2 separate regions of the Homo sapiens genome follow, and region 2 is linked to region 1. A link is a contact called in ENCODE POLR2A ChIA-PET data. All regions are on one chromosome and are shown on one strand. Each heading gives the region's core, a stretch centred on a gene start or an enhancer-like site at or near the end of the contact. The rest is flanking DNA. Distances are from core to core; before and after follow the strand shown. Region 1 overlaps THRAP3 (thyroid hormone receptor associated protein 3). Region 2 overlaps STK40 (serine/threonine kinase 40).

The links. ChIA-PET counts read pairs that join two places held with the same protein, here RNA polymerase II (POLR2A).
Region 2: POLR2A ChIA-PET joins it to region 1 with 16 read pairs in AG04449. The contact joins two enhancer-like sites. POLR2A ChIA-PET finds 5 or more read pairs at or near these places in 4 of 52 experiments (A549, AG04449, GM12878 and 1 more).

What each region holds. Positions count from the first base shown.
Region 1 is chr1:36,247,120-36,251,646 of GRCh38, reverse strand. All of the region lies in intron 1 of THRAP3 (thyroid hormone receptor associated protein 3), which reads right to left. Among named protein-coding and RNA genes, the nearest start is that of THRAP3, 25 kb to the right of the region's middle. RefSeq lists enhancers at 2,965-3,259, 3,025-3,319. Within about 2 kb of position 2,891, at least 21 of the 41 ENCODE cell types and tissues checked have a DNase peak (open chromatin) inside an H3K27ac peak, as active enhancers do.
Region 2 is chr1:36,343,763-36,347,905 of GRCh38, reverse strand. STK40 (serine/threonine kinase 40) reads left to right here. Exons shown (of 11, transcript NM_001282547.2): 8 at 3,642-3,786; 9 at 3,927-4,046. Among named protein-coding and RNA genes, the nearest start is that of EVA1B, 22 kb to the right of the region's middle. Within about 2 kb of position 2,390, at least 2 of the 41 ENCODE cell types and tissues checked have a DNase peak (open chromatin) inside an H3K27ac peak, as active enhancers do.

The sequences.
Region 1 (4,527 bases), core at 1,642-4,141:
TCTCATGCGAATTCAGAATTTAGCTTTATAGCAAACTCGGAACATAAGACACTAATTCCATCTTGAAAACCTGTAAAAAGAGCAGTAGGCTCTGTCAACGACAAACCCAAGCCTATGCCTAATTCCAGGTTGAATGAGTCTGCTCCTTAAATAACCCTATCATTCTGTGCCTCAAGGTCTCAATGTACAACACAGAGAGGAATCAAACATGCCAACTGATGCACCTGAACGTTTCTACCTAGACCAATGGTTTTTAAACTCATGCTCTCGGGCTGTGCAGAGAGGTTGGGGAAAAGTAACTTTCCCATCTGAGTTATCCCGGTCCAGTAGATCAGACTGAACTGTCAAGAACTCATAATGACTACTTTCCCAGAACTTATCTTTTTATCACATTACAAAACTTTTATAAGCTACCAGCATTTCCTTATCACTTGAGCCTCTATTTCCTTGAAAACCAGTGGTCATGCACTACTACTAAAGTAAACTACTCCTTGAGGGCAGGTATCAGATCAAATTCCTTTTTATATCTCCAGTGCCATAACATACAACTGCCCATTTTAACCATTTTTATATGTACAGTTCAGTGACATTAAGAACATTCAGGCCAGGTGCGGTGACTCACCTGTAATCTCAGCACTTTGGAAGGCCAAGGTGGGCGGATCACTTGAGCTTAGGAGTTCAAGACCAGCCTGACCAACATGGTAAAACCCCATCTCTACTAAAAATACAAAAATTAGCTGGGCGTGGTGGCACACGCCTACAGTCCCAGCCACTCAGTAGGCTGAGGCACAAGAATCGCTTGAGCCCAGGAGGTGGAGGTTGCAGTGAGCTGAGATTGCGCCAATAGATGGGATTACAGGCGCGCACCACCACGCCCAACTAATTTTCTGTATTTTTAGTACAGATTGGGTTTCGCCATGTTGGCCAGGCTGGTCTCGAACTCCCGCCCTCAAGTGATCCGCCCGCTTCAGCCTCCCAAAGTGCTGGGATTACAGGCGTGGGCCACTGTGCCCAGCCTCTAAGGTATATTTTTTTAATGTGTCTTATAAAGTCAGTCTTAGAAAACATTCCTAAATAATCTCACTATTACGTGGCTAAATTGTACTCTACTAGAGAACACAGAGGATGCTAAATCTCTGATTATAAGAATATACCGCCTGTAATCCCAGAACTTTGGGAGACCAAGGCGGGCGGATCACAAGGTCAGGAGATCCAGACCATCCCGGCCAACATAGTGAAACCTGGTCTCTACTAAAAATACAAAAGTTAGCTGGGTGTGGTGGCGGGCGCCTGTAGTACCAGCTACTTGGGAGGCTGAGGCAGAAGAATTGCTTGAACCCGGGAGGCGGAGGTTGCAGTGAGCTGAGATCGCGCCACTGCCCTCCAGCCTGGGCGACAGAGCAAATCTTTGTCTCAAAAAAAAAAAAAAAAAGTATGCCTAATTCACTAAGGGCCTATTTGGAAGGAAATTTCAGTCAGTAAAAAATTATTAATTTTAGAGTTGGAAATGTCGATAATATATCCAGAGTCTACCTTATGTAATTGCCGAATTTTGTAAAAATTTTCATCCAAACTTGATTAATAACCCATTTAACCCAAGGCGTTACACCAGGATAACCAACTTCTCTAGATTGCTTTCGTCTATAAACAAGAGACCAAATTTGATGCCAGAATAACCTGTCACAAATATGATCATGTCATTCCTCCAATTAAAGGTCCTTCCTGCTTACTGCATAAAATTCAATACAAGCACACTGCAATCCTGCTCTACTCGCTCCACCTTCTACCACTGACTCCTATGCTTCTACCCTTAATCAAACTACATTTTTAGAATGAACTTTCCTGTTCCACACCATTAGACATGCTCGTCCCACTGCCTTGAATAGCCTCCTCTCACCAAACCACCACTCCTGTCTCAACCTCCACCACACACACACACACACACACACACACACACACACTCACCACCTGCTTCGCTTATTCGAAACCTTCCAGCAACAGCTCAAATGTAAATTCTTGTAAAACCTTCCCCTAATTCTCCAGAAGGAGTCAGTGAGCATCTCATTCCAGGTTCTACTATTGCCCTTATCATCCTGTATTGTAATTAACTGTCTCTCCCACTAAACATGAAGGTCCCTTAAGAATAGGGACTGTGGGGCTGGGGGCAGTGGCTCACGCCTGTAATCTCAGCACTTTGGGAGGCAGAGGCAGGTGGATCACGAGGTCAGGAGATGGAGATCATCCTGGCTAACACGGTGAAACCCTGTCTCTACTAAAAATACAAAAAATTAGCAAGGTGTGGTGGCGGGCACCTGTGGTCCCAGCTACTCGGGAGGCCAAGGCAGGAGAATGGCATGAACCTGGGAGGCAGAGCTTGCAGTGAGCGGAGCTTGCGCCACTGCATTCCAGCCTGGGCGAGAGCGAGACTCCATCTCAAAAAAAAAAAAAAAAAAGGGACTGTGCTGGCTGGGTGCGGTGGCTTGCACCTGTATCCCAGCACTTTGGGAGGCCCAGGTGGACAGCCTGTGGTCTGGAGTTTGAGACCAGCCTGGCTAACATGGTGAAACCCCATCTCTACTAAAAATACAAAAACTAGCCAGATGTGGTGGTGCATGCCTACAGTCCCAGCTACTCAGGAGAATCATTTGAACCCAGGAGAAAGAGGCTGCAGTGAGCTGAGGATCACGCCACTGCACTCCAGCCTGGGAAACAGAGCAAGACACTGTCTCCAAAAAAAAAAAAGAAAGAAAGAAAAAGAATAGGGACTGTGCCTTATATTTATCTTGTATCTCCTCCAACACCTAACGCAATGCCTGGTACATGGTAGATTTCATCATGTTTGCTCAATAGGTAAGTTTGAGCCCCAAGATAATAAACATCTGAGCAAGCATGGCAACAGTGAAGACACAAGTATAAATCAAGTGAGCCCTCACATACATAAGAATTTACTGAAACTAGCACAACTACAGAGGATACAAAGAAATATAAAATGCTGGAAGCCAGGAGTTCAAGACCAGCCTGGGCCATAAAATGAGACTGTCTCTACAAAAAAATAAAGCATGCCTGTAGTCCTAGCTACTCGGGAGGCTGAGAATCGCTTGGGCCCAGGAGGTCAAGGCTGCAGTGAGTCATGATTGCACCACTGTACTCCAGACTAGGTGACAAAGCAAAACTGTCTCACAAAAAAAAAAAAAAAAAAGAGGCTGAGGCTGGGTGCAATGGGTCTGGCCTGCAATCCAACACTTAGGAAGGCCAAGGTAGAAGGATCACTTGAGGCTAGGAGTTCGAGACTAGCCTGGACAACAAACCAAGACCCCCATCTCTACAATAAAAGTATTCAAAACTCAGTCAAAGCCACCAACAAATAAAGATATGGCAGGGTCAGACCAGTTAACAACTGAGGAGATGAACAAAAATGAAGGCCTGAAAGAAAAGAATAATTTTTTTAAATATTAAAAGATGAAGGAGGCTGGGCACCGTGGCTCATGCCTGTAATCCCAGCACTTTGGTAGGCCAAAGTGGGCGGATCACCTGAGGTCTGGAGTTCAAGACCAGCTTGGCCAACATGGTGAAACCCTGTCTCTACTAAAAATACAACAATTAGCCATGCATGGTGGCGTGTGCCTGTAATCCCAGCTACTCGGGGGGCTGAGGCAGGAAAATCGCTTGAACCTGGGAGGTGGAGGTTGCAGTGAGCCAAGATCGTGCCACTGCACTCCAGCCTGGGCGGGGTGACAGAGCAAGACTCCATCTCCCAAAAAAAAAAAAAAAAAAAAGATGAAGATGGGAGATGTGGTCAAAAGATACAAAATTTCAGTTAAGAGGAATAAGTTGGGCAACATGGTAAGTGCAGTAAATAATAATGTACTGTATATTCAAAGATCGCCAAGAGAGATTTTAAGTGTTCTCACCACACAAAAAAAATGAGGCAATACATATGTTGATTAGCTAGATTTAACCATTCCACAATGTACACATATTTCTTGTATATCATACTTGACAATTAAAAGTTAATTTTTAAGGCTGGGTGTGGTGGCTCACACCTGTAATCCCAACACTTTGGGAGGCTGAGGCGGGTGGATCACTTGAGGTCAGGAGTTCAAAACCAGCTTGGCCAACATGGTAAAACCCCATCTTTACTAAAAATACAAAAAATTAGTGGGGTATGGTGGCACACGCCTGTAATCCCAGTCACTGAGGAGGCTGAGGTGGGAGAATAGCTTGAACCTACGAGGCCGAGGTTGCAGTGAGCCAAGATCACGCCACTGCACTCCAGCCTGGACGACAGAGCTAGACTCCAACTCAAAAAAAAAAGTTAATTTGTCTTTTTGAGACGGAGTCTCGCTCTGTCGCCCAGGCTGGAGTGCAGTGACTCCATCTCAGCTCACTGCAACCTGTGCCTCCCAGGTTCAAGAGCTTCTCCTGCCTCAGTCTCTCGAGTAGCTGGGATTACAGGCGCCCACCACCACACACAGCTAATTTTTGTATCTTTAGTAGAAACAGGGTTTCACCATGTTGACCAGGCTG
Region 2 (4,143 bases), core at 1,141-3,640, 97 kb before region 1:
GAGGCTGTGGCGGGATCATAAGGTCAGGAGTTCGAGACCAGCCTGGCCAATATGGTGAAACCCTGTCTCTACTAAAAATACAGAAATTAGCCGGGCGTGGTGGCGGTTGCCTGTAATCCAAGCTACTCAGGAGGCTAAGGCAGGAGAATCGCTTGAACCCAGGAGGTGGAGGTTGCAGTGAGCCGAGATTGTGCCACTGCACTCCAGCCTGGGCAACAGAGCGAGACTCCATCTCAAAAAAAAAAAAAGAAAAAAAAAAACTCATAAAGTTACTGCCCACTGATCTGATTTCCAAGTTCCAGACACTGTGCTGAGCGTGACTCGCGTTATCTGTTTAAACCACACAGCTACCCTGTGAGGCCAATATCTATCTTAAGTCCTTTTTTCACAGATGAGGAAATTGAGGCTCAGAGAGATGACATCTCTTGTCCAAAGTCGTAGCTAATAAATAGTAAACTGGAAAATGGAGGCGCAGCCCCAGGGCTGCCTCCCACTAAAGCCCATTCTCGCAACTCTTTCACTGTCGACTCTGTTGCTTTCTCTTTCCCCCTTGTCCTTGGCCCAAATCCTTTAGGGAACCGGGGCTTACACCAGCTCCCATCCCTCCAACATGGAGAACTTGGGGTTGTCTCCAAGATCCTTCATCCCCACCCCACACATGAGTGCGCCCTTTCCGTGCAGTGGCCGAGCCAGCCTCGTCCCAGCTCTTCACACACATCCTGGTGAGCAGGCTGCTGTAATACAAGCACTTACAACTCCCTCGGAGGCTCCCCCAGCTGCCGCTTCTGCTGGAGAGCCAGGCCTGTCCCCAGGGCTGCCCGTGTGCAAAGACAGTAGCACCATTCCCCAGACCTGGGGGTTTTGGTTAGAGTCACTACAGCCTCTGCTAGAGGGAACTGGGTGCCAGGGGTATACCCTAACTCCTGGGGCACCACCCCCATGGCCCAGCACAGTCTGGCACCCTCTACAGTAATCCCCAAAGCATCCCCATAGGAGATAGAGCCAGGCTCCTCCTTCCACCCAGCCTGTGAGTGGGGCTGTGCCTGTTTGCAGGGCTCAGGCTGTGGGCTAGCCCTGGATGGGACTCCTCTCTTGCAGCACCAGCCTAGAGTGGCCTTCATTTGCAGTCTGAGGCTCTGTGGCCCTCCCTGCTGTTGCCAGCAGCCTATCCTTCTGGTTCTTCCAGACTCGTGCCAGTCTTGGAGGATGAAACAAAGGAATCTGACTGAATCAGAGAGAATCCTCGACTGGGAGACCAGAGACCTGGGTTCTCATTCTGGCCTTGCTGTTGAACCAGCTGTGTGATCACGGCCTCCAATCTCCTTCTGACTTCAGCCTCCTCCCTCCTGGGTTAGAAGCTGAAGTACCAGCCCTACCATGTGGGTTTCCGACCCAGGTCTGCCCTTTCATTTATTCTCCATGTGCCCAGCATGGGCATGGGGCATGGAGCTGTGAAAAGGCAGGCCTGGTCTGGCCCTCATGGAGGTGATAGTCTGGCTAATAACCATGTGAATTTGGGGGAAGTTACAGACCTCTCTGAGCCTCCATTTTCTCATCTGTAAAATAGGGATGGCAGTAGTAGTACTTGAGGGATTAAATAATGCCCTTAACCAGCCAGGCGCGGTGGCTCATGCCTGTAATCCCAACATTTTGGGAGGCCGAGGCGGGCAAATCACGAGGTCAGGAGATCGAGACCATCCTCGTTAACTCAGTGAAACCCTGTTTCTACTAAAAATAAAAAAAATTAGCCGGGCGTGGTGGCGGGTGCCTATAGTCCCAGCTACTCGGGAGGCTGAGGCAGGAGAATGGCGTGAACCTGGGAGGCGGAGCTTGCAGTGAGCCGAGATCTCACCACTGCACTCCAGCCTGGGCAACAGAGCAAGACTCTGTCTCAGGAAAAAAAAAAAAAAAAAATATATATATATATATATATATATGTAATGCCCTTAACCTAGTGTTTGGCATGATCGTTGCTGAAAGGGAAGCTTGTGGGTACAGTGTCCCCTCAGAAGCCAAAGCCCAGGGAAGGTCGCCTGCCCAGGTCAGGCTCCCAGCGAGTTTGTCTGGGGAGGGGCCATTCATACCTCCAGGTCAGGACAGAGGCTCGGGCTGAGGGAACCCTACACAGGTCCTGGAAGCAGATCCTTCCTGCCTAAGCCAGCAGGACAGCTCAACAGGAAGCATCTTCCAGCCACGGGAGGAGAGGCAGCACCTTTTTTGGAACCATACAGAGCTAAGAATGGTGGTACAAGTAATAGATTCTGTACTGGCAACCCCACTTGGTGGAGCAAGTTCTAGGAAAAGGGGGCTGTCCTTGAGTCAGCCATGGGGTCAGCCACACAGTCACCGCAGCTGCTCTTTGGCACCGGGCGCTGGAAAGAGCCTAGGATGACACAGCCTGGAAAGAGCTTGGGAGAAGCTCATCTTCCACAGAACTACCTGCTATACCAGCCAGGGCAGGTGCTTATTCCCCACAACAGCCCTCTGTTGTAGGCGGCAGTGCCATCCTGAAGGTGCCGTGGTACCTTCTGAAGACGCAGGCTGAGGCCTGTAATGGCACTGCCATGCACACATGGCACACCCTCTCCCGGTTAAACTGCTTGCCCTTCACTGGGCCCTGGTTGCCCAGGGAGGTGACGCTAGGGTGCCTGGCAGCGTCTCTTCCACACCCACGGAGAACGGAGTTGTGTTCTGGGGTCCAGGCTGCCACAGCCTGCTGGTATACCAGAGGGTGCATCGCAGGGAGTGGGCAGGGCCAAGAGCTTTCAAATGCTCCAGTGGTCTTCATATTTTGCATTTGGGGGAGTGGGTCAGACAATGGCTGTATTGCTGCTGGGTGGGTGGACAGGTTGCCCTGAAAGGAGGCAAGCAGCAGAGCCTGACAGTCAGATGTGGGCCCACTGAGCAGCCATGTGGCCCTGGACAGAGCAGATCACTGGGCCTCAGTGTCCTCAAGCTGTGGAGCACAGTTAGTGAAATAAAAGTGTTTCTTCCCATGCTGTCCTAAAGCGGGTGCTCCGTTAGATGCCTGCTCCTTTTCGCTTTACAGATGAGGAAACTCTCACAGAGAGGTGAATTAAGTGGCCATCCTTCATTTAGCAAATACTTGGGTCCGTGCTGGGCACTGGGGCTCAGCAGTGAACACCGCAGGGAGGCACCTGCACCTGAGAACTTCCCTTCTAGAGGGGAGACGGGGAGTCACAAGTAGACAAAGGAGGGGACCTGCAAGTAGTCATCCGGGCTGTGAAGGAGGCAGGTGGGGTGTGGGGACGGTGACAGGAGGAGCGGCCAGCTCATCTGGAGCCAGCTAGTTATCTGCTGTGCCAGTGTTCTTGACCCCCTGCTTGTGAGCTGCTGTGCTGGGTGCTGGGGCTGCAGACCCATGCCTGGCTCCCAGGGGCTCGCCATCTGGCCGGGCGGGGCAGGTGCTGTGAGCAGGTGCTGAGTGAGCCCTCTCCTTGGGGCAGGAGAGGTGCATCCTGAGGAACAGGGGAGCGGGGAGCACGGGCAGGAGCTCAGAGGACGACTCTGGGGGGACTGGAAGTGAGGGTGGCAGGTGGAGGGTCCCAGGTGGGATTCCAGGCTGGTGAGCCACGGTGGTGCTGTGGCCTGAAGACAGTGTGGTATGTGTGTGCCCGTAGGCCGGCCGTACCGTGGCAAGCCCAGTGACATGTGGGCCCTGGGCGTGGTGCTCTTCACCATGCTGTATGGCCAGTTCCCCTTCTACGACAGCATCCCGCAGGAGCTCTTCCGCAAGATCAAGGCTGCCGAGTATACCATTCCTGAGTGAGTCCTGCCTCCCGGGGGGTGGGGGGGGCAGCCAGCCTGATGGGCTTAAGGCAGGGAAACGGCACAGTGAGCCTGGGCATCCTGGCCACAGACCCAGCACCACCCACTGAGCCCTCCTCCCCAACTCCCTGCCTCAGGGATGGACGGGTTTCTGAGAACACCGTGTGTCTCATCCGGAAGCTGCTGGTCCTTGACCCCCAGCAGCGCCTGGCCGCCGCCGACGTCCTGGAGGCCCTCAGTGCCATCATTGCATCATGGTAAGTGGACAGGCACTTGACCGGGCACAAGGCTGCGTCCTCAGGGCCTCTGCCCATCCTACCCAGAAAAGCAGCCAGTAGTCAGCCTGCTTCTCTG